Linked DNA regions of Homo sapiens: all the other regions are linked to region 2. A link is a loop called in an ENCODE intact Hi-C map of the cell type or tissue named here. Cell type or tissue: mammary epithelial cell. All regions are shown on one strand.

Region 1 (2,500 bases), 1.7 Mb before region 2:
CTCCAGTGAGATGGAGTAGCTGTAGGAGATGGGAGAGAACTTAAAGTCCAAGACAAAGTGCCAAGATTTTAGAGGATGTTCCTGCATCGTCAGAGCAGGCATTGGTTGCTCAGGAGCTGTGAAGAAGGAGCCTCTGAATATGTGAAATATGACTGTTGAATTAAATGATTCAGTAGTTGCAGTAATAAGTATTAAGTAGGATGGATACTTTAGGAAGCTGAGTTAGTGAATTTGAAGATCAGTTGGATGAATTCTCTTAGGATTCAGAAAGAAAGAGGATAAAGATTATGAACTAAAAAGGCATGGATGATAGTTTCAGATTTGTTGAACTATCCAGTATAGTAGCCACCAGCCACTATGGCTATTGAGTGCTTGAAGAAAAGCTAGTCTGAATTGAGATGATCAACTTATAGAAAAGAATACTACGACCACCCTGTAATTTCCAAACCCCATTGTTCTACTTTATCTTTTTCACAGCATGTATCACCACCTGGCATTTTATGTATTTATTTCTCTTTCCACACTAGACTACAAGCTCCATTGGAATCGGGATTTTGAACTGTCTTGTTCAACACTCCACTCCAGTGCCTAGACAGTGCCTTGTGTATGTATAGATACTGACAAATATTTCAAAATAAATAAAACTGTATCAGCATTCTTGGGACTCCGTGTGGCAGTGCCTGGAAGATGGTGTGTTTTGCTGCTGCAGGAATTGTCAAGGGGCTGGGCAGAGGGCATGTGAAGTAACCTGGGACCTGTTGGTCACCCTGGGTGATGTGATGGCCTCATTCTACTGGTACTTGCTGTTGCTGCTGCTGTACTCCCACTTGGAGAGTTTGGCCCAGCAGTTCCTGAACCATATTTGTTACCTGTTCTCACTCAGGTTGAGTTCTGTGGCCAGTTTATATTCTCAAAGTATTTCTCTTACTCCAGTTGTTGTACTTTGTTGACATTGTATTCCTGGTGCTGCCTCAACTGAGAGGAAAGGGTGGATGTTAATTCCCGAGGTTCTTGTATCTTTTATTCCAGTACTGTTCTCTTCATGGGTATTTGCTGATGCTTTATTAGTTCGAAATGCAAGAATTTAGGGAAAATCATACTTATTTGATTAAAAAAAATGGCGTGTACTGAACTATCTGGTGAACTATTTTGAATTACACTGTATTGTGAACTACATTTGGTTGGATAATAGAGAGCTTGTATAATAACTTGAAATTGAGCTAGGTGCTCCTTTGTGATGCCATCTTAATTTTGTTATTTCTCAACACTTTTTAGTTCTTTATTTCATTACTTTTAATGGCAAAAACTGTAATTACTTTTGCACCAACCTAATTCCTGCTGTGAGCAATTGGCTGTGATAATTTAAGTAGCCACTAGAGGTCATTCAAGCACCAGAAAAAAAGTTGTGCAAGTTTTAAGAATTTATGTTTCAGTTTCCAAAAGCAGGATCTGTGGAGGCTGAGCAGGTACATGGTACCATGTTTCATCTTTTTCCTGTTTTTTTTTTTTTTTTTTTTTTTTTTAGAAGTTTCTGCTACAGGATGTGTGGCTCCATTCCACTGGTGATTTTTACCATTTGAGATGAATAAGATGAATGAAAACCATTATAGTCTCTCCAGAAAAATAAAGTCAACACCTAGCACATGATTTTAGGGGATCTGGGAACCCCGTGGAGTGAATCTTTGGTTCATAACTCTTGAGACCAGTTTTCTGTAAAACTCACAATTGGGTGCTTGTAGATAATTTTTCAATAATCAGTAACAAAATTTCAAGTGTAAGATGAATCCTAAATTCTCTATTAGGTTTACTCTCAGTGAACAGGAAAAATTGTGGTTGCAGACCCTATAAGCATCTTATTTTATTTTACTTACTTATTTATTTTTTTGCGATAGAGTCTCGCTCTGTTGCCCAGGCTGTAGTGCAGTGGTGTGATCTTGGCTCGTTGTAACCTCTGCCTCCCGGGTTGAAGAGATTCTCAGCCTCAGCTTCACGAGTAGCTTGGACCACAGGTTCATGCCACCATGCTCTGCTAAGTTTTGTATTTTTAGTAGAGACACGGTTTCATCATGTTGGTCAGGCTGGTCTTGAACTCCTGGCCTCAAGTGATCCATTTGTCTTGGCTTCCCCAAAGTATTGGGATTACAGGCATGAGACACTGCACCTGGCCCCTATAAGCATTTTAATGGCATAGAACCTCATTTTGTTACTCACCTTTGTACCCCACAGTGCCGAGCCAGCAAAGTAATGTGTATTTTAGGCAGTTAATGCTGGAGAGTTTAATGAATGATTAAAAGAATGTCAGAAGAATATGATGGTATAATTTGTTATAAAGAGACAGAAAAAATGGAGCAAAAATCTATTTTACTATCCTTGTAATATAATTTAAATCTCTTTCATCTTATTCTGTCATCAACAGCTACAGAAAATAACTGGTCATGATCTCCTTTATGCATTTAGAAGCATTTATTGACATCTGTATCTTTTTTACTGAAAAATATAA
Region 2 (2,500 bases):
CCCCCCTTGATACACCATCTCAATGTAATCTTTTGCAGGTTGAATGCCTAGGTCTGTGTGCCTTGTAACCTTGGGTCCTCCGGTTTTTGGGTGTGCACTGTGAAAAAAAAGTACCCACTTGTTACTGTTGCACCTTCAGTTCTTATTGTTTCAAAAAGTTCCCGGAAAAAGCTCAGTCCAGGAAAAACAAAAACTGGTTGGATCCCAGAGATGCCTGAGTTGGAGATGAGCTTTGGTGAACTTTCCTCATTACCATACTACAGGCCCCTCCCAGGGAGGAGCTTATTCTGCATTTTCTATACAGGTTACTATGTAGAAGCATGATGGGCAACTGCACCAGTGCTATTTTGTCTCCACCTCTATATACAATGACTCAGCTAACCAGCCCAAGAAAAGCCCTGTTTTCACCATTGTTTGGGGAGGCGCTGCTTTGAGGAGCTATCCCCAGCGTCCTTCTTACTTGTTGCAGGTAACAAAATCCTCTCCTTAATCCTCCTTGGTTGTGGTCATTGGACTGTTTTTGAACTCACCTGTTGTTGTGGGTAACATGGTGACACCTCGGTGACACCTCTATCACTTACTGTTAGGAGAAAGCAGTGGAAGCATATGGACAGCATGTTGCCAATTTTGCTAAAACACATTCACTGAACTATATTTCTAAATGTACTTTATGTATGAATGCACAAGATCTGCATGGATTCACACCAAATGCACTTGCAGTCATTTTGGTGGAGATGACAGGGATTTAGGGTTGTGGTCAAGGGGAATTGCATCTGTATGTTTTAAGTATTTTTTACATTATACTATATTCATTTATTTATATAATTAAAAAGTAAATAACTTAAATAAATATAAATATATATATGACATATATATATATGACATATATATATATATATGAAGAAAACTAACTGCCGCAGTAAATGAAATCAGAGGGAGAATTAGAAAGGTGAGGGCCTGTTGCAGTGGCTCATGCCTGTAATCCTGCACTTTGGGAGGTTGAGTAGAAGGATCGTTTGAGCCCAGGAGCTTGAGACCAGCCTGGGCAACACAGTGAGACTCTGCATTAAAAATAATGATAATAATAATTAACCAAAAAAAAAAACCCATCAGGGTTTTGATGTCTCTGGAAGTGCAGCACCATCCCCACCTAGTGGAGAGGAGTGGGTACTGCCACTAGCTCAAGGTCACTCCCCAGGAGGCAGAGGCAGTGCCTCTTCTCTATCAATGCCTTGCAAGGATTAGCAGAAGACAAATTTCAAGCCATTTCAGAATAAATAGAAAGCTAGTTGAGGTGGAGACGTGACATTTTACACCTGCAAGTGAATCATGCAGACAAACCCTCAAGAGTATCCTTTGAGGCAAATCATTCCATGTTTCTGGACAACAGTCTCCACTTGAGCTAGACAATAATGATTCACACTTGAACCAAAGTTTTTAATTTTATTCTAAGACCATAACAATCCCATGAGACAGATTTTTAATGATCTTCTGTTTTACAGAGGAGAAAACGAAGCTTGGACTAAATAAAATACCTTTTCTAGGCAATATGTTAGCAGGTCAATCAGGACTGATACCAAATTCTATGACTTGAGGACCTGAGTCCTCAATTGTCTTCATGGGGGCCTCAGGACCAGGGATGTGGCTGAGGCATTCATAGAAGATCTTGTAGAAGACACTGGTGAAATCTTGGACCATATCTTTGGACCTACGTGAGTTGTCTGCAGCCATAGGGGACACTATCTGGCCAAACTAAGAGTATAGGGCATGGCAGCTGGGCTCCACAAGGTTTGGTATTGAGTTGACAGTGATGTGCAGGTCTTCACCAGAAGAGGTGGGGGCAAGGGCAAGGGCATAGCACAATCAAAGTCACAGGGCTGGGAATGAGCAGGGTGTATTTAGAGAATATAAAGTTAGTCTGGTTGGGAGCCCATGAATTATCTGAAATTGTAAGCAAAAGCAAAATTGTGAGTATGTTTGTGCATGTGTGAGTGTGCATGTGTGAGTATGTGTGTGTATACAAGTGCATTTTTAAAGGGAGAAAATTCATGGCTTTAATCACATTTTTCTTGAACTAAACCATGTGGGAAGAACTACTGAGGATCCAGAGAAGGGGTCTGATGTAGACTAAAGAATCACAGAATATTGAAATAATGTTTACTGAGACCTAGTGTCACATCTCAGACAGAGCTTAGCTCTTTATAAACATCTCTTTCACTTGTCATGAACACCTTTTGAGGTGGGTTCTAATATCATCTTCATTTTACAGATGAGGAAACTGAGAACTAGAGAGATGCCTTGCCCAAGGCCACACAGTTGGATCTGAACCCAGGCAGTCTGACTCTAGATCCCTCACCCTAAACCCAAGGCCAGTGGCCCTCAAACTTGAGTGCACAGTAGAATCACCAGGAGGGCTTGTTAAAATAGACACGGCTGGGTCCCATGCCCAGAATCTCCAATTTGGCAGATTTCTAATGAGTTTCCTGGTGGTGCTGATGCT
Region 3 (2,500 bases), 240 kb before region 2:
CTATTTCTCTGGTTGAACTTTGACTGATACGCCAGACGTATCATTTCATCTGGAAACAGTTCAGCAAGTATCTAAACCAGAGGTCCCCAACCCTCAGCCAGGCAGTAGACCAGTACTGGTCCGTGGCCTGTTTAGGAACCGGGCTGCGCAGCAGGTGTTGAGCAGCGGGCAAACCAGCATTACCATCTGAGCTCCGCCTCCTGTCAGATCAGCAACAATGCGAACCCTATTGTGAACTGCGTGTGTGAGGGATCTAGGTTTGCTCCTTATGAGAATCTAATGCCTGATGATCTGAGGTGGAACAGTTTCATCCTGAAACCATCTGTGCATCCCCACCCAGCCCCACACTGTCCGTGGAAACATTGTCTCCCTTGAAACCGGTTTCTGGTGCCAAAAAGGTTGAGGACCATTGATCTAAACAGCAAGGGTTCTTGAAAAAAAAATCCAAGATACCATTATTTCATTTAGTTATTTACTTATTTTGAGACAGAGTCTTGCTCTTCTGCTCAGGCTGGAGTGCAGTGGCGTGATCTCGGCTCACTACAACTTCCACCACCTAGGTTCAAGTGATTGTCTTGGCTCAGCCTCCCGAGAAGCTGGGATTACAGGTGTGCACCACCACACCTGGCTAATTTTTGTATTTTTTGGTAGAGACGGGGTTTCACCAAGTTGGCCAGGCTGGTCTCGAACTCCTGACCTCAAGTAATCCATCTGCCTCAGCCTTTCAAAGTACTGGGATTACAGGCATGAGTCATGGCGCCAGGCCGGTTCCATTATTTTACCTAAACAAAAATTAACAGGAATTCCTTGATAATGTTCAGTGTTCAGATTTCCAATTATCTCCTTATTTTATACTATTAAAACTATTTTTGAACTAATGATTTTTTTTTCTAATACCTTTAGAGAGGTTTAAAAAAAGGGTGGGAGGCTCACCCTGGGAAGAATTTTTTCCATAGCTCCAACAGAGGGCATTCAAGTCTCATGTTTCGAGAGAAAAGACAGTTGTCTCATTTCTATTACACCCTTAGTCATTTAGCTCAGGGCTTGTCGCACAGTAGACTTTTGGTGAAAGTATCATGAGTGAATAAGTAAATGGGTGAAATAAATATGTTTTAAAACTTGTATTTATTAGCTACATCCATGTCAGGCACTGGCTAAGTGCTGTATTTTCTCTTAACTATCCCATGAGGTAGGTATTATGCCTGTTTTATATATGGAGGAAGTCAAGACTCAAGGAGACTGAAAGATATGATGAAAACCATAGAGGTAATAAGGAGAAAATTCTTGAGTTAACCCAGATCTGTCACTTTATATTGTAGTATAGGACATACAGATGATGTATAAATGGTTGAAAAAGGGAACATCTGTAACCACTACCTAGTTGTAGAATAACACTGTCACCCCAGAAGCCCTGTTGTTATGAACTGAATATTTGTGATCCCCCAAATTTATATGTTGAAGCCCTAACCCCCAGTGTAGGATTTGGAGATGGAGCCTTTGGGAGGGTAGATAACTAGGGTTAGACAAGGTTATGAAGGAGTGGCCCTCATGGTGGGATTAATGCCCTTGTCAGAAGAGATCCCAGAGTGCCCTCTCTCTCTCTCTCACTCTCTCTCCCTGAGAGCTCAGAGGAAAGGCCGTGTGGACACAGCATAAAGGCCACCATCTGCAAGCCAGGAATTGAGCCCTCACCAGGAATTAGTCAGCTGATGCCTTGATGTTGGAATTCCCAGGCTCCAAAACTGTGAGAAGATTAATTTCTGTTGTTTAAGCCACTCAATTTATAGTATTTTATTATGGCAGTTCAAGCAGCCTAAGACACCCATTTATCCTTTTCCAGATACAGCCTCCATCTCCTCCCAAATTTCAAAGTAATAATTTCCTTGCTTTTCTTTAGCGTTTAACCTTCTGTGTTTAGTTTTGCCTGTTTTTAAATTTTGTATTAGGCCAGGTGCAATGGCTCACGCCTGTAATCCCAGCACTTTGGGAGGCCGAGGCAGGGGGATCACGAGGTCAGGAGTTTGAGACCAGCCTGGCCAACATGGTGAAACCCTGTCTCTACTAAAAATACAAAAATTAGCTGGGCGTGGTGGCAGATGCCTGTAATCCCAGGAGGCTGAGGCAGGAGAATCGCTTGAACCCAGGACGTGGAGGTTGCAGCGAGCCAGGATTGAGCCACTGCACTCCAGCATGGGTGACAGAGCGAGACTCCATCTCAAAACAAAAATAAAACAAAACAAAAACAAACAAAAAACCTTTTGATTATGTAGTTCTTTTGTTTTCATTGATGTACAGTATTTTCTAGTATGGCTGTATCGCTATTTATTTATTCATTTATTCCGTAGGATAGGCATCTTGGTTGCTGCTTAAAACATTCTTAGGCATGTATCCTGGTATATCTAAGACTATATATCGCTAAGGTATATACTTTGGACTGGAATTTCTTCAACTTTATTAGACAATACCTCCATTTTCCAGAGTGGTTGCATTAATTTACATT

The links. Hi-C counts contacts between places; a loop is a spot of excess contacts. Peaks named below come from ENCODE experiments on the same cell type or tissue, not always from the same donor. Only the 100,000 strongest peaks of a DNase experiment are listed, where the experiment ranks them.
Region 1: a loop joins it to region 2, with 6 times the contacts of the local background. A loop is called at or near these places in 10 of 110 quality-filtered maps.
Region 3: a loop joins it to region 2, with 8 times the contacts of the local background. A loop is called at or near these places in 6 of 110 quality-filtered maps.

Annotation. Positions count from the first base shown.
Region 1 is chr3:41,880,308-41,882,807 of GRCh38, reverse strand. All of the region lies in intron 17 of ULK4 (unc-51 like kinase 4), which reads left to right. Among named protein-coding and RNA genes, the nearest start is that of ULK4, 81 kb to the left of the region's middle. In mammary epithelial cell, a CTCF peak has its summit at 1,373 (motif pointing right); no DNase peak of the experiment used is centred here.
Region 2 is chr3:40,190,709-40,193,208 of GRCh38, reverse strand. All of the region lies in intron 10 of MYRIP (myosin VIIA and Rab interacting protein), which reads right to left. All of the region lies in intron 2 of EIF1B-AS1 (EIF1B antisense RNA 1), which reads left to right. Among named protein-coding and RNA genes, the nearest start is that of EIF1B-AS1, 120 kb to the left of the region's middle. In mammary epithelial cell, a CTCF peak has its summit at 1,151 (motif pointing left); no DNase peak of the experiment used is centred here.
Region 3 is chr3:40,431,480-40,433,979 of GRCh38, reverse strand. The region is part of intron 2 of ENTPD3-AS1 (ENTPD3, EIF1B and MYRIP antisense RNA 1); the gene reads left to right. Among named protein-coding and RNA genes, the nearest start is that of ENTPD3-AS1, 21 kb to the left of the region's middle. In mammary epithelial cell, a CTCF peak has its summit at 968 (motif pointing right); no DNase peak of the experiment used is centred here.